2 separate regions of the Homo sapiens genome follow, and region 2 is linked to region 1. A link is a loop called in an ENCODE intact Hi-C map of the cell type or tissue named here. Cell type or tissue: PC-9. All regions are shown on one strand.

Region 1 (8,000 bases):
GATGATGCTTATATGAAAACTCTGTTTTATTACATTGCAGTCTAGCAAGCATAATCGAATTAGACGATGCCTTATTTGAGCACACTTCAGCTAGATGCTTCCTCCCCAACTGCACCACCGCTCTCAGCTCGGGTTTGTTAGTCGGCTTTGAGCAGTGAGTAGAAAGACAGTCGGCCTCAAATCTAGCTTCAGATTCCAGGTCCACAACCCAGTGTGAGGTCTTGGACAGGTTGATCTCCCTGGCATTTAGATCCCTAGCCCGGAAAGGGGTGTAGGTGGTGTCCATCCTCTTTGCATTATAATGCATCCTTAGTGTGATTAACCCTGTGCTGGGCCTGGCACCCAGGGACGCTCTCGAGTGGAATGAGCGTAAGCTTTAGAGAAACAAGGACCTTGCTCATCCTGTTCACTGCTGGAGCCCCAGTGGCTAGAACAGTGCGTCTCATCGAGTAGGCGATCAATAAGCATTTTTGAATGAATGAATAGGCAGAGAGATGAATGGAAGAATGTCAAAATATGCCTCTCCATTTCTCATTCTGTGCGTGTGTGTATGGGTGTGTGTGTGTGTCTGACCTTCTTGGCTCTTAAATCCTTACTATAAACGTTTCAGTTATGTTCTCTCCCCTATATGTACCTTGCAATTCCTGACTCACTAAGTCAGTGGAATTAGGCTTGCATAATATAGGTTTTGCCAGCCACCCTCATGTAATGTCCAGCCATAGGGGAGGAAGGGTGGGAAGATGCATTTAGCCATGTGGTCCAGAGGGGAGCAGCAAGGTATAAAAACAAAGGTGCTCATTATTGGTTGTGCTCCTTAATGAACTCAGGTATGTTCCCTCCTAGCCATGATTTGTGCTCGTCCCTGCAACCGACAGCCTGGTTCCTTCCGAGCCTCTTCAGGGCATCGGTGCCCTTGGTTAGAAACAGGCCCATGTGATCGAGGCCTGTGTCCTGAATTTCCCTGTCTTCCAGCCCCCCACAGATGGGAGCTGGGTTAGGGCTGCCTTGTTCTTGCCCAGGACACAGCGGGTCCCCATGACGCGGTCCTGCTAGACTCTGAACAGTACCAGGCAGTCATCTGAGGCGCCCAGGGATGCTGAGGACTCTGCGAGCGCTGCAAACTCTTTGGATGTCTGCTTCCCACAGCTTGTGGGAGAGGCCCCCTCGCGACGCATTAATAAAGATTAAAGGTCCCTCTAGTTCCTGTGATCTTCACCATGTCAAAGGGAAAGAGTCGTTTTTCTATCCTTCTCTCTCTGTCATTTATTAATATTGCAGGGTTTTGCTCTAAAAAGAAAAAAACTCAGGATGCCTGGAGAAGATGGGTATGCTGAGCGCTTGAACTTTAATATTGCTTTGTCATTTTATTGCTTGCTTGTGTGTGCAGCAGTCATCAGAAATCCAATTTCCCTGAGTATAGAGGGTAGGGGTGGCCCTTTCCTCGAAGTACCCCTTGGCGAAAACCAAAGACCTTTTGACTCGGAGATCCCCAAGTAGTCTTGGTTCACAAAAAGCAGAACTCCCTAAGTGATCACGCTCAAAGGGGAAAAACAGCTACTGGTCAAATCCGTGTTTTCTGAGCACGTCCTCCATGCCAGGCACCGGACCAGGCACCCACCCGTAGACCGACTTGGGCAAGGGTCTCCTCTCAAAGGGCTTGGGCTCCTAATGAGAACTTATCTTAAACCATGGAGGAGGATGGGATCCTGAGATACTTCACTGAGTTCTGTCTCTCTCTCTCTCTTTTTTTTTTAACTCTTATTATTCTAGAAACATATCGTGAGTGTTCAAGTTTCATTCAACAACTATTATTTGATTCCCTGTGTGGTGCAGGGCCCCAGTGATACAGAGATAACTACGCCAAGGTCCAGTAAAAGAGATGAGTAAAAAGAAGTGCATAACCAGGTGTCCCATGGAGAGCTAAAAAGGACTCATCTGAGTTCAAATCCCGGCTCCTCAACCGTGACACAGAAAAAAATAACATCTACGTTGATGAGTTGTAGGGCAAACTGAACGAAAGAGTGTTTGTAAGGGGCATGCACGGTGCCCAGGAGACAGAAAATGTGGAGTCAGTTTACTCCGCGATTATTATGTAGGTGAACACACTCAGGTATAGGTAAGCCCAGGCTAAAGGAGAACCTACCGATAGTGCTTAGGAGGGAAGTCTTCCTGGAGGAGGAGGCACCTGAGTTGAGCCTTAAAGAACACACACAGCTGAGTCAGGCACAGAGAAGGAGACAGACCTTACAGGCAGAGGGAATGCAAAGGCAGAGGCCTGAGTTAGCCTGGCGAGTTTGGGGACAGGTGTGTAATTCATGTCATGATTTCAATGTGTGGGTGGGTGGCAGATAAGAGAAGAGAAGGAAGCAGGGGTCAGGTCAGAAAATGGGATGAAGGAGTGAATGAACTGGCAGATCACTGATCGCTCTGCACCTCAGTTTTCCCATCTGTCAAGTGAGGATGTGATCGCTGTAACCGCTTCACAAGATGGCTTAGAATAGCAATGAGTCAGCCAGGTACAGTGGCTCACACCTGTAATCCCAGCACTTTGGGAGGACGAGGCAGGAGGATCATCTGAGGTCAGGAGTTCGAGACCAGCCTGGCCAACATGGCAAAACCCCATCTCTACTAAAAATACAAAAAAAATTGGCCAGGTTTGGTGGTGTGTGCCTATAATCCCAGCTACTAGGGAGGCTGAGGCAGGAGAATTGCTTGACCTGGGAGGTGGAGCTTGCAGTGAGCTGAGATCATGCCACTGCACTCCAGCCCGGGTGACAGAGGGAGACTCCGTCTGAAAAAAAAAAAAAAAAAAAAAAAAAAAAAAAGAATAGCAATGAGTCCATAGGAAGCAGAACCTGTTATCAACACACCAGCCACAAAGCTGCCTTCAAGAGAATATTGCTAGCCCCATTTTCCAGGTGAAGAAACTGAGGCTCAGAAAAGTGTTAAGAGGCTTGGCCAAGGTTCCATGGGAGTGAGGATGGAGACATTGTTCAAATCCAGGCAGCCTGCTTCCCAGGCCCATGAGGCCACCTTGCCTCCAATCCTAGAGCTTTCGTCCTGTGACAGGTTCTGGACAAGGTCCCCCCACAGCTAGGGGACTGTCAGTCTCGGTTACCCTTTCATTTGTTGACATGCAATGGAGCCAATTACAAAAACTACTCTGCCTTCCACCTCAGATGCTGTGGCCCTTCACCAAGGAGGCCTCCGACAAAACAGATTTGGGATGACAGGATCGCTTAATATGCTCGATGCTCTTAGGAACAGAGCAGGGTTCTGTTTTCAATGGCACACCCTAGGCCCCACACGGTTCAAGTCCACACTGAACCTCCTGACATCCCATTCCCATAAGCATGAGAGAAGTTGGATGATTTGTCCCATGTCACTCAGCCCAGAAATGGCCATGATGGGAGGGCAAGTCCACACTTCTCCCACTTCACCGTGTAATCTCCGACTAAGGAAGAAATAAATATGATTCCATCTAACATGCGATCTCAGGAGGCTGCATGTAAATGTTGCTCCCCAGGTGCTTGGAGGAGCTACAGAGAGTCACACCCCATCGGGTACTGCCTCCGACGTACATGGCAGCCTCAGCTCCCCATTCCACTTCCGGACTCCTCTAGAGACTGATAGGAGACTGAATCCAAGCCTGCTCTCAAACGGTGTGCCTGGGAGGGTCCGAGCACGGAGTTGATTGATTTCACGGTAATAGGGCTTAGCACCAAGGAACCTGCCTGCACTCAGAAAGCATGTGCCGGCACTGACACAGGTCATTGGCATCACAGCCAGAAGTCACTGAATGCCCACAGTACACCAAGCCCTGTGCTGGGTACTGCCACTGTATCTCATTTAATCCTGTAACAATCGTCTCCATTTTTCACATGAGGAAACTGAGGCACAGAGGAGAGTAAGTCATTTATCCCAAGTCACATAGCTAGTAAAGAAGCCATGATTTAAAAAACTTTAGCAGAGTAGGTTGTGAGTGAGGACTGGGATGAGGGAAGGCTCTGGGCTGTTATGGGGCAACCTTGCTTCCACGTTTATCTAACAACCCACACCTCCCAGCCCTGGGTGCTTTCAACTGGGGCACTTTGTGGGTGACAACTGGGTGAAACAGCCAAGCGCACACGCTGCCCCGCCCCGCCCGCCTCACCTGGGCAAGGTGGGGGGCCAGGCTGGTGGAAGGAAGGCCACCACACTGAAAGTAGCAGCGTCTTTGTGTTGAGGGGAGCTCAGCGCAGTGTGCTCAATTCCTCTTGAATCACATTGGCAAGAATTCCAGGAGCAGCGTGGAGTTGCCTTGTGATTTTCCAAGACAGAGAGTGAGAATGGGCTGGAATAAAACCAGCAATCGAAAGCAGCATCGGAAGGAAAACAATGCTGAAATGTGACATATGCCTGTGCGCGCCTGGCACTGGAGGGCTGAAGCCGGGTGAGCAGCCCGCAGAAGCCATGGTCACGGGCCCGGCTCCACCAGCAACTGCCCCCCGGCAAGGGTAGGGGGATTTCCTGTTTGATTTGGAAGGGAATTTGGCAAATATTTGCTGAGCAGCCCCTACATGGTGCCAAGTCCTGTCATGAGCACTGGGGACGGGAGATGACTCAGGCATCCCTGCCCTGCAAGAGCTCACGGCCTAGTGAGGGACAATGACACATAAACACAGAACCACATACAAGAAGGTGGGACAGGTCTGTGCCAGGGAATGAGAGCTGACCTGGGAGGCCCCGGCTTGTGCGGGTACCAGGAGCAGAGTCGTGGGGGGATTGTCCCCATCTGCTCCCCAGAGGAGGCTGGGCAGTCAGTGCAAGCTGGAAGCCACCAGCCACTGGGCTACTGTCCTCCCTGCAGCTCTGGTGGCAGGGAGCCAAGGCGAATGAGTCAGGCTCTTCTAGGGGACTGCTTACTCAGGCAGCCAGAGGCAAGAGGAGCTGTGAGGGCCTCCTCTCGGGGGTGGCAGGCTGGGGGAGGGGCCGCGCAGATATTCAAGGTGTTCCATCTGGCTGCTAAATTCCAGCAGTTGGCACAGGCTGGCATTTGAACACAGGTCTTTCTGATCTCCCAAGCAAAGCCTATCTCAGTACATCAGCATTTCACCTGTGTGCCTGTGTCCCCGCACCATCCCACCCCTGCCATTCCCTCCCTCCCCCGGCCCCAGAATCACCCCAGGTCCTGCTTCTTTGGCCCCACTCCTTCCTGGGGCCAGGTAATCTGCTGCCCCTCAGCCCGGGTCACAGGAGAGAACCTGGGTTTTGAAGCCAGGAAGACTCCACGGCATACCCTTCCTGGATTCATGAACTTGGGCAAGGTAATTTGCCTCTCTGAGCCTCAGTTTCCTCACATGAAATAAGTAACGTGAAACAGCACAGTGTTCACTGTGGAGCAGCCTTTGACCTGGTTAACACACTCCTTCCTCTCCTTTCCCGTCCCTGAGAAGTAGCATCAGGGTCGCCATGGGGGACAGCCCTCTCCCCACTCCCTGACTCCACGTGGCCCTGTCCCAGCCTCTTTTCTGACTTGGTAGGGTCGGAGCTTGTGCTGTGGGAAGACAAGTTGCTGCCCAGGCCCTCACCCACAAGAGGACAGAGCCCCCACCCTCCCGCTTTCCCTTAATAATGCCATAGAAATCTCTCAGCAGGCCTGTGCCTACACCTAGCGGGAAGCAGTTGGTATTTTCAGCCCACACCGTCTTAGACTTCTAAGGGCAGTCAGTTTCCTACCCACTGTGTAATGTGGTATTTCCTCCTCTGACTCCAATGCTTCTCTTGCCAAGCCACATGCTGGAGTGAAAGGGCATACATACACTTCGGAGAGCCACCGTCTGGCGCTCCCTCGGCTCCTATAACCTGCACACCCCTTCCTTCCCTCCCAGCGTCATTGCTGTCCCCACCCCAATACCAGGCTCCATCTTATCTTCAGTCTCTGCAGGGAGCCAGTCCTGACCACCCAACCTAAGGAGTCCCTTCCCCGCACACTCTTGCCCTGTCCCCACACCCCGCCTATTCCCCCTGGAGCACTATTGCCCTCTGTGATTACATTATGGTTTGTTACTTTGTTCACTGTCATCATGCCCACAGATTGAAAGCTCCCTGAGGGCAGGAACATTCCTGCTTTGGTCCCTGCAGTGTACCCAGCACCTGGGCAAGGGCTGGATACAGATGTGTTGAATAAAGGACGGAAGGAATTTAAAAAGAGATGGATGAGGAAGACAGGCTTAAATCCCACCCCAACACTTAGAAGCCCTGAGATAGTAAATTATCTAGCTTCTGAGCTGTATTATCCTTATCTAGAAAATGGGAGAAGTAATAACCACTGGAGGGTTATTTTTAAGGCTTTCTCATGTGTGAAAAGCCCAGCATGCAGTGCGTGCTTCTCTCTGCTCCTCTTCCCTCTCCCAGGCCCCATGGCCTCCCTGATGCCTGTCACTACCTGCCCTTATTGGCGAGAGGAGGACTTTCCCTTAATCATAAGGTAGAATCTGCCTTGATCTTGGATTCTTGTCTTGATCTAAAGTTCACAGTTCCGGGCAATCTTCCTTCAAATAAAGACTAGGGTATTTTCCCTCTATACCTGCCCCCACTCAAGTTCATGGGCCATTATTTTTTCACTCCTGTGGCTTTGTGAGGTCTTTGTTCAGATTTGTTTCCCAGATTGGTTTCTTAACAATGCCCACAGACAACGTCAGCAGCCCTGATGCAAACCAGTACCTGCTGTAATACTTGGTAATGATGCACTTATTATGACAACCTTAGAGGAACATACTGGACAAACCCCCAGAAGTGAAAAGTCTCTAGGCTCATCCCCCAAGACACAAAGCCTGTGCCCACTTCACAGTCTCAGTGAGCCTCTCTACAGCCTCAGACACTCTGGAGAGCTTGGGAGTGAACGGAGATTTTCTTTGCCCCAGCACCATAACCACACTAGGATTTTACTACCTGCCTGGCTCCCGGGGGCTCCAGAGCTCTCTGTGCCTACTCAATATTCTGGAACTACAAGCCTCCACTCCCTGAGCCATAGCAAAGGAAACACACAGACCTCACGACACTTTTGCTCATTACGCCACTGTCCATTTGCGGGCCAATCTTATTGTATCCAGAAAAAAAAAAAGTTCTAGGATTTATAAAAATGAAAACTCTGTAGGTTTTTAAAAATTATAGGCACAGAGTGTAGATCCAGTGTCCAGCCCTATCCAGCATAGGAATCAAAAATTTCTTAAGATGAACTCCTCAATCCAGAGAAGATTTATCCAATAAAAGCAATTCCGGCCCCCGTGTCCTCCAGCCGGGCTCCTGGAGCAACGTGCACACCTCTTCTTCTCCCAGGCAGAGCCCTCCCGAGTCCAGGCCAGGCCCCTCTATCTGACATGGGAGTAGCATGAGCTTTCCAGGGCTGGGACTGTTTTCCTTTGAGGCCGGATTCCATATACCCTTAAGTCTGACCACAAATTATAATCTCCTCTGGTTTCTATCCATTGTGGAACTGAAGACTTGTCTCACTCCTTGGATGCCTGAGTTCTCTTTGTTCAGTTATCCTTCCATGCCCAGAGCCACTGGATCTCTCCGGAAGAAGGCAAAAAGTCAATGTTAATTATCAACCATTAAGATGCAGACATCTCATCCATATACACAATTATCCCAGCACAATCCTAGCAAACATCAGAGACTGAGGCAGGTGCCACATGGAAGCAACCCAACCACTACCTGAGAGAGCTGTCTGCATTTATTCCACAAATCACTGTCGAGCACTTCTGTGTGCCAGATGCTCTTCCGGGCACTGGGATCCAATCATGGACAGAGCAAACAAAAGTCCTGACCCTCATGAAGGGCCCTCATTCTACTGGAGATAGGCAGACAACCAATCGATAAATAAAGCAAAATATAGGTCAGCTGGAGCTGAGTGCTGCAGAGAAGAATTAAACAGGAAGGGGGCCAGAGAGCGTTGGCCAGGAACGCCGCCATTTTAAATGGGGAAGTCTAGGACGCCTCACTGGTAAAAACCCAAA
Region 2 (8,000 bases), 75 kb after region 1:
AATGCTTATATTCCTACGTAGTACGTAAGTATCCCTGTATACTATATACCTGTGTACTATTAGGTTGATGCAAAAGTAATTACGGTTTCACTATTACTTTTGATGGCAAAAACCACAGTTGCTTTTGCACCAACCTAATATATAGGTCTATTTTATACACACACACACATATATATATATATGTCTAGGCTGGGCACAGTGGATTATGCCTGTAATCCCAGCACTTTGGGAGGCCAAGGCAGGCAGATCACTTGAAGTCAGGAGTGGGGGACCAGCCTGGCCAACATGGTGAAACCCCATCTCTACTAAAATACAAAAATTAGCTGGGCATGTTGGTATGTGCCTGTAATCCCAGCTACTCAGGAGGCTGACGCAGGAGAATCACTTGAACTTGGGAGTTGGAGGTTGCCGTGAGCCGAGATCACACCACTGCACTCAAGCCTGGGTGACAGAGTGAGACTCCATTTCAGGGGGAAAAAAAAAAAAAAAAGGTATATGTAATAATACCGTAAAATTCCTAATTAATATCTATGACACATACTAGAATCTGCCCCTATTTTATAAGACATAGTCTCAGGACTGTAGAAGAAAATCATTGCCAACATGTATTGAGGGCTGTATTAATTAGGTCACAGTAGCTACTATGTTGGTGGCTGGACACAGTCAAATTTCATTTCTGTCTCACGTCAATGCCCCCAAGGACTTCCTAAATGTGTCAGGCACTGTTCTGACTACTCAACATGCATCAGCTCAGTGAACCTCCACGACAATCTGCCAGGGAAGAATTCTTGTTATCGCCACTCTCAGGTGAGGACACTGAGTGATGCACAGCTGGACCCAGGCAGTCTGGCTGTGCAACCTGCATCTTACCCACTGTGCATACGCCCCAGCATACACCCAATCTTTCTTCCATTCAGAGAAGGTTAAAGGACATTCACTGTGCCTATGCTGGTGCTGGAGATAAGACAGTGAATGAAACAAAGTCTCTGCTGTCAGGAAGCCGATGCTCTGGTGATTGTAGAGTCTGTGCTACTTATCGGTTTTTAGAAAGGCCACATTCAAGAGTTCACGTGCTCATCAGTGAACACTGGGGAGGACCTGCCTGTGACACTGTGCTGGGATTTGCCCCAGGCCAGTTCTCACCTTCCCAGCAGGCACCGAGGAAACATTTAGAGTCAAAAGATCCTAGTTTCAGCCCTGATTCCGTCATTTCCTAGCCACAAGCACTTGCTCAGATAGTTCAGCCTTTCTGAGCCTCAGTTTCCTCATCTATACAATGAGGATGATAATACCCCCCTCACAGGCCTGTGGTGGAACCAAAATGAGCTGTAGTTCAAAACCCAAAAGTCCAGCCCCCAGGGGGCTCAACTTCCTCCCCACCCCCATATTTATTTCAGAGCAGTTGGCGGCTGGGTTTGGTGAATTCCGTGCGGAATTGCAGATGGGAAAGTGTTTTGCAGGCTCTTCTAAAGGGCTGTGGCAGCATCTGGCAGCACCAGTGCGGGGTGTGTCCCCTTTAGAAAGTGATCTGCTACTTTCTCACATGTAAAATGCAGGATGACTCCCAGCTATGCTGGGGCACAGAGACGGGCTGAGGAGCATTCATCGGCCTCCTGCGTGGCAGTCCCCAGCTCGGAATCAAACCTCCACTGCTGCCAAGCCTCCGCTAATCCTCAGAAGCTTCAGTGCAGGGACAGAAGGCAGCGTTTTGAAGTCGTCGGCTTTAGATCCTCTCTGCAGTACTGCGGGTGTGTGTGTTGTGATTCACCAGGCAGATGTCCAAACGGACAAAGCGAAACCTTCCTTCAGGGGTGAGGGAGAGGGCTGAGTGAGTTTCCAAAGAGCCAGAAGTTGGGAAGAGGCAGGTGGGCCCTAAGCGCCCCCAAAACTATGATGTTTCATGTGCTCCTTCTCCCCTTGTTTTGCAGGGAATTTCAAAGGTCTGTGCAAGCAAATTGATCACTTCCCAGAGGATGCAGATTACGAAGCTGACACAGCAGAATATTTCCTCCGTGAGTGCACACGATTGTTTTTATCTCCCTCCTGGTGGTGGGCCCTGCCCTTCCATCCTTCACAGAGTCAAGGACCAGGCCTACCTAGAGGCCCTCATCACAGCAGAGGGCAGGAAAAAGCTAAGCCTCTCTCCTTTCCGGAGTACAGACCTTCATATGTGCTGTTCCCTCTGCCTGCAATGCCCTTCCCTGCCCGTCTTTGTCTGGCAAACTCCTACTCAGTCGACCTCCAGGTCTCAGCTAAAACATCACCTTCTCCAGGAAGTCCTTCCTGCCTTCTGCATGAGTTCCTAGAGGACGGTACTTTATCATGCTGTAGGGTCCTTGGCTATTTGAGTAACCATCTCCCAACTCTGCTAGGGTATGGACTCACCCTAGCATTCACCATTATATTCTCAGCCCAGTGCTTGGCATGTGATAAGCACTCAGTGAATATTTCTTGAATAATTGGATGAAGTAACCCACCAGGCAGTGCCAGATTGGAACTTCTAATGAAAAAAAAAAAAAGAGAGAGATTTTTTCTTCCCCCGCAAGTCAAGTAAGTCAAAGTTAAATCCTGATGTAACAGCTGCAATCTTAAATCCACCTGAGACATATTATCAAGAGAAAGCATTCTGAGGCTCCAAGGAAATGTCTCAAGTATCAGCAAAAACTAACAAGGCTACCTATTCCCTGAGAAAGGGATTTCCAAGAGAGGGGCTGAGAGTCCTTGAGGCCTGGGACAGCAAAGCCGAGGTTCTCAGGCCATCTCTTTGGAAGGAGGTTTGCTCTCCTCCCAGGAGCAACCCCGCCTCTGCTCCAGGCCCTGCCACCTCCCCTTCCCAACAGCACAAGGACTGCCATTGCCCTCAGATCACTTTTATGAAGCATGTAGGAGGCATTTTATTATATAGATTGCCCCTGTCTCTTTCAATAATTACTTCTCACATCAAGCCCAGCTCTCAGGTCAGCCTGGAATCTGGTTTCATTGAAAAGCCCGTGGAATGTAAAGTCAGCCAGGCAGCTGGGAAGAAAGAGGGAGGGAACACGATGCAATTTTTAGATTCTTTTTTTTAAAGGAAAAAATATCATACCCTGCTCTTCATTTCCTTTTATGAATTCCTTCAAGACGTTGCTCTTAACTGGAATTCCTAAAAGGCCATTTGGTTGTGGTTACCTGTTACCTGCGACTGTGTCTGGGGTGGGGCTGCAGGAGCCCAGCTGTGCGGTAAACGTGGGTTGAGCTCCTTCTGTGTGCTGGATCCTGTGCTCCGTGCTGGGGAGGCCAAGATGGATGGGGCCTGCCCCCAAGAAGAGCACAGCCTGGCAGGGAGGGCCCTTGGAAAAACAGCTCAACTTGGGAGACACAGCATGGCAGAGGTGAGGCCTGAATGTAGAAGGGGGAAGCCAGCAGGCAAAGCCAAGCCCCACACTGGGAGCCACATTCCCGGAGCACAAGGCTCACCAGGTGGAGCTCGAATGATGTCATGCTTTATCTGCTAGGCAGTAAGTGCCTGGGGGCAGAAAACTTGTCTCATTCATTGCTGCCCTTATAACAGCTCAATGAATGCTTTTTGTTAAGAAGAGATAGAGGATTCTTCAGTAGCAATTCCTAACAACTCAATGCCTCCATTTCCTTGTTTTTAAGAAAGAAGAGCATAGAGCATAGAGTATTTGGTTCATTTTGGTGTCCCTGGACAAAAGACTTGGACTCAGATTGGCAACGACAGGATTCTGAAGGTCTGATTTGAGTTGACTTAATCCAACAATATTTTTTGAACACCTGTAGCAGGGGTCGGCAAACTTTTTCTGTAAAGAATCAGATGTTGAATATTTTAGGCTTTGTGGGCCATGCAATCTCTGTCCCATTTACCCAACTCTGCTCTTGTGGCCACTGACAATATGGAGGCATATGTGTGGCTGTGTTACAGTGAAACTTAACTTGATTTACACAACCAGGCAGCAGGCTTCATTTGGTATAGTTTGCTGACCCCTGGTCTATAAAATGCTAGTCCTGGGCCGGAAAACAAAAATAATTCTTTAAAGCTGGAAGACGCAAGTTTCTATCATTCTCTACGAAGTTCTAACCTAGATCTTGAGAGAAGCTGGAAGACGGGGATGATTTTTCTAGAAGGATCCCCTGCCCCCAGTCCCTACCCCCGCTTCTGATTCAGAAGCTCCTCTGGGGCCTCCCTGGCACCCTGCATGTGTCTACAATTCAACCCCGACCACACTTTGCTGCAATGTCACTGGTTCACACTCGGGATCCCCAAGAGACTATGAGCTTCTTGAAGGCAGAGCTATGTCCCATTCATTTCTGCACCCCAAGCACCCAGAAAAGGCCATGGCAGGGAATTTGACCCAAAAAAGCACTTTGATGACTGAGCAATGAAGTGACTGGGTGGGTGAATATGTGAACACTCAAGTAAATCATGGTCTAATGCCCCGAGATCAATGCAAGCAACAGGCTTCCAGAGGAAAACAGCTGGGCCCCCATTCGCCAGAAGTAGGCAGGTGGCTCCCAGAGGTGGGCAGAGCTTAGGCTGAAGGAGGCGGGCTGAGCTGCACCTGGGGTGGAGAGGGCCTGAGTCCACTCCTAGTTAAGGTCTGTCAAACCCATCTGCACCGCTCATCTGCCGCAGGGGAGGCTGTGAGGGGGCAGAAGCAGCTCCTCTCCCTGAGGGCTAGCCATCTGGAGGGAGACCTACAGACCTAATGTTTATGCTGCATGCTGGAATAGAAGGAATCGTGTGGTGCTGAGGGAACCTGTCCCCTAACCCAGACCAGAGGAGGTCCTTCCATAAGAGTTCCCTAGAGAAGGTGGCACCAGAGCCAATTCATTCATTCATTCACTCGAGAGATATTTACTAAGCACTCACTGAGTGCCAGCACTATTGTCAGTCCTGGGGATCCAAGAGTGAACCAAATAAAGAGGGCCAGTGCCTTCGTGAAGGTTACATCCTAGTGTAAGAAACAAGTAATAAACAAGTGTGAAACACCCTGTCCCTGCCCTCTGCACCCTGAGATAGTTTTGTTGTTGTTGTTGTTGCTGTATCTTGCTCTTTCATCCAGGCTGGAGTGCAAGTAATGCCAAACCTCTGCTTCCCGGGTTCAAGCGATTCTCCTGCCTCAGCCTCCCGAGTAGCTGGGATTACATGCATGCGCCACCATGCCTGGCTAATTTTTTTGTATTTTTAGTAAAGATGGGGTTTCACCATGTTAGCCTGGCTGGTCTTAAATTCCTGGCCTCAGGTGATCCGCCTGCCTCAGCCTGCCAAAGTGCTGGGATTACAGGCGTGAGCCACCACGCCCGGCCCCAGCTGAGATAGTTTCTGAGTGGTCTGGGAGGGGTTGGAGAGTGGAGAGTGATGGGGGAGGGGCCAGTGGGTCCTGAGGGCATGTCACTTAGATAAGGTGGTCCCAAAGTTTCCCTGAGTAAAGAAAGGGAACCAGGTAAGAAGATTTCTGGGGAAGAGAGTAGCTGATGGAGAGAATAGCAAGAGCAAAGTCCTTAAAGCAGGCACAGAGCATCATGTTTGAGGATCAGAGGGGTAGCTGGTCTTGCAGGAGCCCAGTGCAGGGGTGGAGTGGGGTCCTACAGCAGAGACAGCAGAGGAACCCAGTCATGTGGGCCTGGGACCAGGGGGAGACCTCAGCTCTCATTCTAAGTGTGATGGGAATGACCGATTTAGACACATCAGCCTGGCTGCTGTGGTAGTGACGGTTGGAAACAGAGGCAGGGAGCCCAGGATGGGGGAGAGGGGGCAACCAGAGTGTAGCCATGGTGATGGTGAGAAGGAAGGAGATGTTTGGGAGACAGAGCTGACAGCAGCAGGGGTGGCCACTGATGGGGCATGGGCCATGGGGCAGGGAACAGATTTCAGGATAGGGACGGAAGTGAAAGGAGAGGGAAGGAGCAGTCAAGCAACTCTTCTTTCTCCCCAAAAAGCAGATTCCAACCCATGTAGAGCATCTCCTAAGGGACTTGGGGCTTGTTTTCCAGGTTCCCAAATAGCTCCTCAATTAATTCTTTTTTTTTTTTCTTTTTTTTTTGAGACGGAATCTTGCTCTGTCACCCAGGCTGGAGTGCAGTGGTACAATCTTGGCTCACTGCAACCTCTGCCTCCTGGGTTCAAGCAATTCTCCTGCCTCAGCCTCCTGAGTAGCTGGGATTACAGGCACCCGCCACCACATCTGGCTAATTTTTGTATTTTTAGTAGAGACGGGATTTTGCCATGTTGACCAGGTTGGTCTCGAATTCCTGACCTCAGGTGATCTGCCCACCTCAGCCTCCCAAAGTGCTGCGAATAGGTGTGAGCCACCATGTCCAGCCCTAAATTAATTCTTCCTGGAAAAGCAGAGGTGTGAGCTGGATGGGGCACAATCCATGCCTTCCGGAGTATTCCTAAACCCAAGACCTCTGCAGCATGAGGAACTGGACCAACCTGAGCCCCACCAGGAACGCACAACGCTTGGGCCCCTTAAATTTCCTATGAAGTCACAAGGTCCATGAAACAGATGTAGCGTCTTCCTTCACTTGTAAGTGTGAGCAATTCACACACTCCACAGATCTTTCTGGAGTGGGCCCCCCTGTATGCCAGGCCCTCTTTGAGGTACTGAGGTTATGGCCCTCAGGGTACTTGCAGTCTGCAAAAAATGAAACTAACAGGTGAATGATATAACATGTTAGACTAAGATAAGCCCTATGGGGAAAAAAGTCAAGCAGGGACGGGGGATGGGGAATTCTAGAGTAGGGATGGGATCAAGAATGAACAGTGGCCAGGCGTGGTGGCGGGTGCCTGTAATCTCAGCACTTTGGGAGGCCAAGGTGGGCAGATCACCTGAGGTTGGGAGTTCGAGACCAGCCTGACCAACATGGAGAAACCCCGTCTCTACTAAAAATACCAAAAAATTTAGCCAGGCGTGGTGGTGCATGCCTGTATTCCCAGCTACTCAGGAGGCTGAGGCAGGAAAATCATTTGAACCCAGGAGGTGGAGGTTGCAGTGAGCTGAGACCATGCCATTGCACTCCAGCCTGGACAACAAGAGCAAAACTCTGTCTCAAAAAAAAAAAAGAAAGAAAGAAAGAGCAAACAGCAAGTGCAAAGGTCCTGGGTTGGGAGCATGCCTGGAATATCTGAGGAATAGGACTGAGCCCCGTGAGACAAGAAGAGAGTGAGCAAGGAAGAGCAAAGGAAGAGCAAGTGTGGAGAGCCTCAAGGACCCTGTGGGTTGCAGCGAGAATTTGGGGGTTTGCTCTGATTGACAGACACCATCTCACTTTTGAACAGGCTCTGGCTGTTGTGTTCATAAGGGACTGAAATCGGACCAGGGCAGAAGCCGACAGAAGAGTTAAAACTCTGTTGCTATAATTTAGGCAGGAGGTGATGACAGCTTGAACCAGAGTGGTAGCAGTGAAGGGGGTGAAATAGGATCAATGTTGAAAATATTTCCAGGGCACCGCACACAGGATTTTCTGAAAGGCTGAATGTGGATTTCGAGACAAAGGAAGGAGGCAAGGATGGTGCCAAGGGGCCGTGCCCATGGGGGAACAACAGGTTGAGACTGGGGCTCAATATCAGACATATTCAGTTAGAGATGCCTGTGGGACTTCCTGGGACAATGTCACGGGCTCGGTATGGACCTGAGGCCAGGGTTCACAGGAGAGGTCCTGGCCAGAGATAGTGAGTTTTCACGTTGTTGGCACGTAGGTGATATTTAAAGCCATGAAACTCAATGAACTCACCGAGGGAGTGGCACAGAGAGAGAAGGGGAGAAGCCCAGACACTAAGCTCCAGGACACCACGAAGGCTTAGGGGCCAGTGAGATGAGGACACTCCAGGAAAGGGGGCTGAGCAGGAGTGGCCAATGAGGTGTCTGGGGTAACTCCCACCATCCTTGCTACACCAGCTGGACTGGGGATGTAGAGCAGAGAGGGAGGACAGAGAATGCCAGAAGAGCATGGCTGGACAGCAGTTCAGAGCTCATCTCCGGGGGTGGAAAGGATGG

The links. Hi-C counts contacts between places; a loop is a spot of excess contacts. Peaks named below come from ENCODE experiments on the same cell type or tissue, not always from the same donor. Only the 100,000 strongest peaks of a DNase experiment are listed, where the experiment ranks them.
Region 2: it touches region 1 in a loop (11-fold over the local background); 2 of 110 quality-filtered maps call a loop at or near these places.

Annotation. Positions count from the first base shown.
Region 1 is chr22:36,656,792-36,664,791 of GRCh38, reverse strand. All of the region lies in intron 1 of CACNG2 (calcium voltage-gated channel auxiliary subunit gamma 2), which reads left to right. Among named protein-coding and RNA genes, the nearest start is that of CACNG2, 43 kb to the left of the region's middle. In PC-9, no CTCF peak of the experiment used is centred here; DNase peaks (open chromatin) are centred at 4,591 and 4,881; H3K4me3 peaks cover 1,387 bases; H3K27ac peaks cover 2,619 bases.
Region 2 is chr22:36,581,477-36,589,476 of GRCh38, reverse strand. It overlaps CACNG2 (calcium voltage-gated channel auxiliary subunit gamma 2), which reads left to right. Exons shown (of 4, transcript NM_006078.5): 2 at 1,929-2,012. Among named protein-coding and RNA genes, the nearest start is that of EIF3D, 56 kb to the right of the region's middle. In PC-9, no CTCF peak of the experiment used is centred here; DNase peaks (open chromatin) are centred at 3,056 and 3,476; H3K27ac peaks cover 779 bases; H3K27me3 peaks cover 955 bases.